Regions from separate parts of the Homo sapiens genome. Here region 1 is linked to region 2. The links are chromatin contacts, found by Hi-C or POLR2A ChIA-PET in ENCODE. All regions are on one chromosome and are shown on one strand. Each heading gives the region's core, a stretch centred on a gene start or an enhancer-like site at or near the end of the contact. The rest is flanking DNA. Distances are from core to core; before and after follow the strand shown.

Region 1 (2,700 bases), core at 94-2,593, 37 kb after region 2:
TCTTGGTTGGAAGTAGAAAGAAATCTCTTTTTATTGATGTGAAATTCAAATAGCATAAAAGTAACCATTGAAAAATGAACGATTCAGGGGCATTTAGTATATTCATAATGTGGTGCAAGCACCACCTCTGTCTAGTCCCCATTTTTATCACCCCAGAAGGAAACCTATTACCCCTCCCTCAGTCCTTGGCCTGTGCCTTCTCTATGGATTTAAATATTCTGGATATTTCATGTAAATAGGATCCTATGATATGTGATTTTTTGTGTCTGGCTTCTTTCACTTAACATAATGTTTTCAATTTCAGTGCTCACCCATGCTGTAGTATGTATCAGTAGTTCGTTCCTTTTTATTGCCAAATGATATTTCTTTCATTCTGTGTTGTAAGGGCCAAGGGAAAACTCCTCCTTTGCCCTGTGAAATTTTGCTGAAAAATCAACTGACAAAAGGCAAATTAATAAGAGAAAAGGCACACAGATTTATTAATGTGCACATGGGAGAAAACCACAGAGTAATTACCCCAACCCCTCAATAGGGTTCAGAAGCTTATACAACATCTTGAGGTTGCAGAAAGAATAACGGCTTGGATTATGGCAAAACAGGTTATGGGAGGGGGAGAAGGGGAGGCATGGCTAGCATACGTGGTCTTGTAATGTAAATGAAACTTCACAGGTAGCAGCCCTCAGAAAGAATAGATGGCAAATGTGTCTTCCAGACTTTTATTTTTTTATTTTTATTTTTATTTTTTTCAGTGGAGTTTCGCTCTTGTTGCCCAGGCTGTGGCACGATCCCGGCTCACTGCAACCTCCACATCCCAGGTTCCAGCGATTCTCCTGCCTCAGCCTCCCGAGTAGCTGGGATTACAGGCATACACCACCATGCCCAGCTAGTTTTGTATTTTTAGTAGAGACGGGGTTTCTCCATGTTGGTCAGGCTGGTCTCGAACTCCCAACCTCAGGTGATCCACCCACCTTGGTCTCCCAAAGTGCTGGGATTACAGGCGTGAGCCAACATGCCTGGCTCTTCCAGACTTTTAAAGGTGTCAGACTCTCAGTTAATCTTTCCTAGATTAGACAAAGGAAGGCCTCAGAAAAAGCCTGGCTGCATCTGTGCAGATTTTCTCTACAGATGCCAAGTCTCTTCCACAAAAGGCAGCTTTGCAGGCCTACTTCTGTTTGCAAGCCCTCTGAACAGCTATCTCAAAATACGTCAGATTTTTGGTTTTGGGTGCACTATTTTGATTTCCTTTAATGTATATGCCATGATTTGTGATTCATGTATCTGCTGATGGACATTTGGGTTGTTTCCACCTTTCAGATATTGTGAATGCTGTGGCCATGAGCATGCGTGCCTATGTGTTTGTTTCAGTACCTGTTTTCAATTCTTTTGTGAATACACCTGGGAGTGGGATTGCTGGGTCATATGATAATTCTATTCTTAACTTTTTGAAGAACTGCCAAATTGCTTTCCACAGTGGCTTAACCATTGCACATTTTCATCCTCTTTTTTTAAAAAAAACAATTTTTGGGGGGTATGAATTTACATACCTTAAATCACACACATTTTAAGTATACAGCTCAATGAGTTTTGTCAGATGAACACATTTGTATAATCACCATCACAATCAAGAAAGTAAACTTTTCTATCACCTTAGAAAGTTTCCTCATATCTATGTGGAGTCAATTCCTCTTTTAGTCAACCACTGTTTTCGTTAACTGTAGATGAGCTTTGCTTGTTCCAGAACTTTATATCAATGCAGTGTGTACTCTTTTGGATCTGAAGTCTTTTGTTCTGCCTAATGTTTTTATGAGATTTATCCATGCTGATAGGTGTACTACAGTTTGTCCCTTTTGACTGCTGAGTAAAATTCTATCTTGTTGGTATACCACGATTTGTTCATCTGTTGAATGTATATTTGGGTTGTTTTCAGTTTGGGGCTATTATAAATAAAGCTATAAGCATTTTCAGTCTATGTGTGTCTTCATAATGAAGCTTTATGTCTTATAGATAACATATATTTGAGTTCTACTTTTTATCCACTTGGACTACAGGCACGCACCACCATGTCTGGCTAATTTTTTTTGCATTTTTTGGAGAAGGGGTTTCACCATGTTGCCCAGGCTGGTTTCAAACTCCTGGGCTCAAGTGATCCTCCCATCTTGGCCTCCCAAAGTGCTGGGATTACAGGTGTGAGCCACCATGCCGGGCCTCAATCTCTGCCTTTCAATTTGCGGCTTTTACATTGAAAGTAATTTTTGATATGGCTGTGTTTAAATCTATTAAATTGGTACAAAAGTAATTGCAGCAAAAACTGCAGTTACTTTTGCACCAACCCAATATTATTTTGCTACTTGTTTTCCATTTGTTTATTCAGTTTTTTTCTTCTTTGTTGCTCCTTGTCTTCCTTCTTTGGGTTAACCAATTTTTTTTTTTTTTTGAGATAGAGTCTCACTCTGTCACCCAGGCAGGAGTGCAGTGGTGCAGTCTCGACTCACTGCAACCTCTGCCTTCCGGGTTCAAGTAATTCTCCTGCCTCAGCCTCCCAAGTAGCTGGGACTACAGGCATATGCCACTACACTCAGAAAATTTTTGTTTTTTTAGTAGAGACGAGGTTTTACCACATTGGCCAGGCTGGTCTCGAACACCTGACCTCAAGTGATCCACCTGCCTCGGCTTCCCAAAGTGCTGGGATTACAGGCGTGA
Region 2 (2,700 bases), core at 179-2,678:
AGCGTGTGACCCTGACTGGTCCCGAGCCGGGAAGCTCCGGCAGGTGGAGAGCAGAGAGAGCAGGTGCGCGTCCCGCAGCGTCTGAGCTCCGGGCATTGGCAGCTCAGTAGCAGCTGATTGTAGATGGGCAAAGTACAGAAGACTTCCCAGTACGGATCCCTTCACCCCTCCCATTAGGGGTCGGTAGAGCCCTGAGTTTAGGGCCGAGCACCCCCTCACCTGGATGAGGACAGTGGCTTTACTCTGGGTGGGACTTGGGAGAGAGGAGGAGGACTCCAGTGCCCGGTGTACCGGACACCCAGGTAACGCAGTCTACCGTGCCTGGAGCTGGGAAGAGTAGTTGCAACCGGAGCCCCCTTTTGGGAACTCACTACCCTGAGGCTTAGACAGGTCGGGAATGATCGCCTCCCGGTTAAGGAGGAGGAAACAGGCACAGTGATGTGTGGTGACTTGCCCAAGGTCACACGCAGTACAGATGGAGCCGGGCCTCGGAGCCAGGACTCCTGGGCTCCCCTTCCTCTTATACCGTCTCTTTATCCTGCCAGGGCTAAGGACCCCCTTCCCTGCTGTCCAGCTGGGGCGCCAAGCAGCAGGGCCCTCCGAATAGGCGAGCTGTGCTTGGATCTCAGAGACGGGCACCGACTGCCGAGCCCCAGACGAAGTGCCCCAGGGTCGGGGATCAGGCTTGTGCAGGGTAGCACCTGGGGACCTGAGGGACCTGGAGGCCTTCTTGTATCCTGAAGTAGGACCTTCTAAGACTTCATGAGTCCTGGCCCCCTTGCAGGGGTTGGGGAGCTGGGGATCCCAGATCTGCCTATTGCGCCCGATGCCCCGAGGCTCTCTCTTGGACTCTGGCCCTGAGTTCTTCTGCGCGATCCTTCGGAGACGTCTGGAGGCCTGCTTTATGCATCTCTCTTGGACCTCAGTTTCCCCACACGTGGGAGGAGGCAGCTGGACGATTCCTGAAAGGACTTTCCCTTGCTTCCTCATCACGTGGAAGAGAGCCCACCCGGCACCTGGAAATGGAAAGCCAGTGAAGGCTGCTTTGGGCCGGGGCAGCGGGTGGGACCGGGCGGGAGGGATTCCAAAGAGACCGCCGGGAAGGCTAGAGCTTGGAATTCCGGCTCCTCGGAGTCCTGGCCCTCCCCCACCGCCGCCTCGGAGCTCAGCACACCTTGGATGGGGGAGGCGGGCAGCTCCTAGCCCCGCACCCCAGGAGGCGCGCTCGGAGGGAAGCCGCCACCGCGCCGCCTCTGCCTCGGCGCGGAACAAACGGTTAAAGATTTTGGGCAGCGCCTCGCGGGGGGAGGAGCCAGGGGCCCAATCCGCAATTAAAGATGAACTTTGGGTGAACTAATTGTCTGACCAAGGTAACGTGGGCAGCAACCTGGGCCGCCTATAAAGCGGCAGCGCCGTGGGGTTTGAAGCGCTGGCGGCGGCGGCAGGTGGCGCGGGAGGTCGCGGCGCGCCATGGGGCTCCCGGCGCTGCTGGCCAGTGCGCTCTGCACCTTCGTGCTGCCGCTGCTGCTCTTCCTGGCTGCGATCAAGCTCTGGGACCTGTACTGCGTGAGCGGCCGCGACCGCAGTTGTGCCCTCCCATTGCCCCCCGGGACTATGGGCTTCCCCTTCTTTGGGGAAACCTTGCAGATGGTACTGCAGGTAAGGGAGGGTGGGGCGGGACAGGCTGCTTCCCCGGAGCCCGGCGCGGCTCTGGGCTTCTGCTGAAGTCGGGGTAGGCGCCCCCGGGAGGCATGCTATTGCGGCTAGGAGCAGGGCTGGCGGGAGCGCGGCGCTCCCCGGCGCCCCCTCATGCCCACTTCTCTCCTCCGCCTTCCTCCCACAGCGGAGGAAGTTCCTGCAGATGAAGCGCAGGAAATACGGCTTCATCTACAAGACGCATCTGTTCGGGCGGCCCACCGTACGGGTGATGGGCGCGGACAATGTGCGGCGCATCTTGCTCGGAGAGCACCGGCTGGTGTCGGTCCACTGGCCAGCGTCGGTGCGCACCATTCTGGGATCTGGCTGCCTCTCTAACCTGCACGACTCCTCGCACAAGCAGCGCAAGAAGGTGGGGGCAGGAGGCGACGGCTGGACAGGGAGGGGGACCCCATTTATGAGCGGAATTCCGGCTGATGGATGCTAGGCGCGGGCTAGCAGCTTGAGGTGGGCTAGGACCCTCTGCCAGCTCCAGGTTAGCTTTCCCAGCTCGGAGAGTGCCATGTGTCTGGCAGGACTGGGGGTGTCTGGAAGGGGACGGCGGTAGACGAGAGGGGCGGATGGAGGCTTTTAACGCTGTCCCCTCCTCGGGACTCAGGTGATTATGCGGGCCTTCAGCCGCGAGGCACTCGAATGCTACGTGCCGGTGATCACCGAGGAAGTGGGCAGCAGCCTGGAGCAGTGGCTGAGCTGCGGCGAGCGCGGCCTCCTGGTCTACCCCGAGGTGAAGCGCCTCATGTTCCGAATCGCCATGCGCATCCTACTGGGCTGCGAACCCCAACTGGCGGGCGACGGGGACTCCGAGCAGCAGCTTGTGGAGGCCTTCGAGGAAATGACCCGCAATCTCTTCTCGCTGCCCATCGACGTGCCCTTCAGCGGGCTGTACCGGGTAAGGGCGGCAAACGGGCTGCGGACTAGGGGCGCGGGACCTGGGCGTCTGCTCACCGCCGCGCGCTCTCTGCGCTCAGGGCATGAAGGCGCGGA

What was found. A loop is a pair of places that touch in the nucleus more often than their neighbours do. ChIA-PET counts read pairs that join two places held with the same protein, here RNA polymerase II (POLR2A). Pooled maps may share reads with other maps.
Region 1: a pooled map shows a loop between it and region 2 (2.1-fold over the local background). The contact joins the enhancer-like site here to the promoter of CYP26A1 in region 2. A Hi-C loop is called at or near these places in 3 of 168 maps with a recorded cell type or tissue (GM12878, cardiac septum and endothelial cell of hepatic sinusoid), 10 of 37 single-sample maps with no recorded cell type and 12 of 50 pooled maps. POLR2A ChIA-PET finds 5 or more read pairs at or near these places in 3 of 52 experiments (PC-9, Panc1 and naive thymus-derived CD4-positive, alpha-beta T cell).

The regions. Positions count from the first base shown.
Region 1 is chr10:93,109,293-93,111,992 of GRCh38, forward strand. No RefSeq gene overlaps it. Among named protein-coding and RNA genes, the nearest start is that of CYP26A1, 37 kb to the left of the region's middle. Within about 2 kb of position 1,344, at least 2 of the 41 ENCODE cell types and tissues checked have a DNase peak (open chromatin) inside an H3K27ac peak, as active enhancers do; they include GM12878, where a contact is called at or near this core.
Region 2 is chr10:93,072,465-93,075,164 of GRCh38, forward strand. CYP26A1 (cytochrome P450 family 26 subfamily A member 1) reads left to right here and starts at 1,429. Exons shown (of 7, transcript NM_000783.4): 1 at 1,429-1,659; 2 at 1,844-2,068; 3 at 2,315-2,605; 4 at 2,685-2,700. The coding sequence starts at 1,471.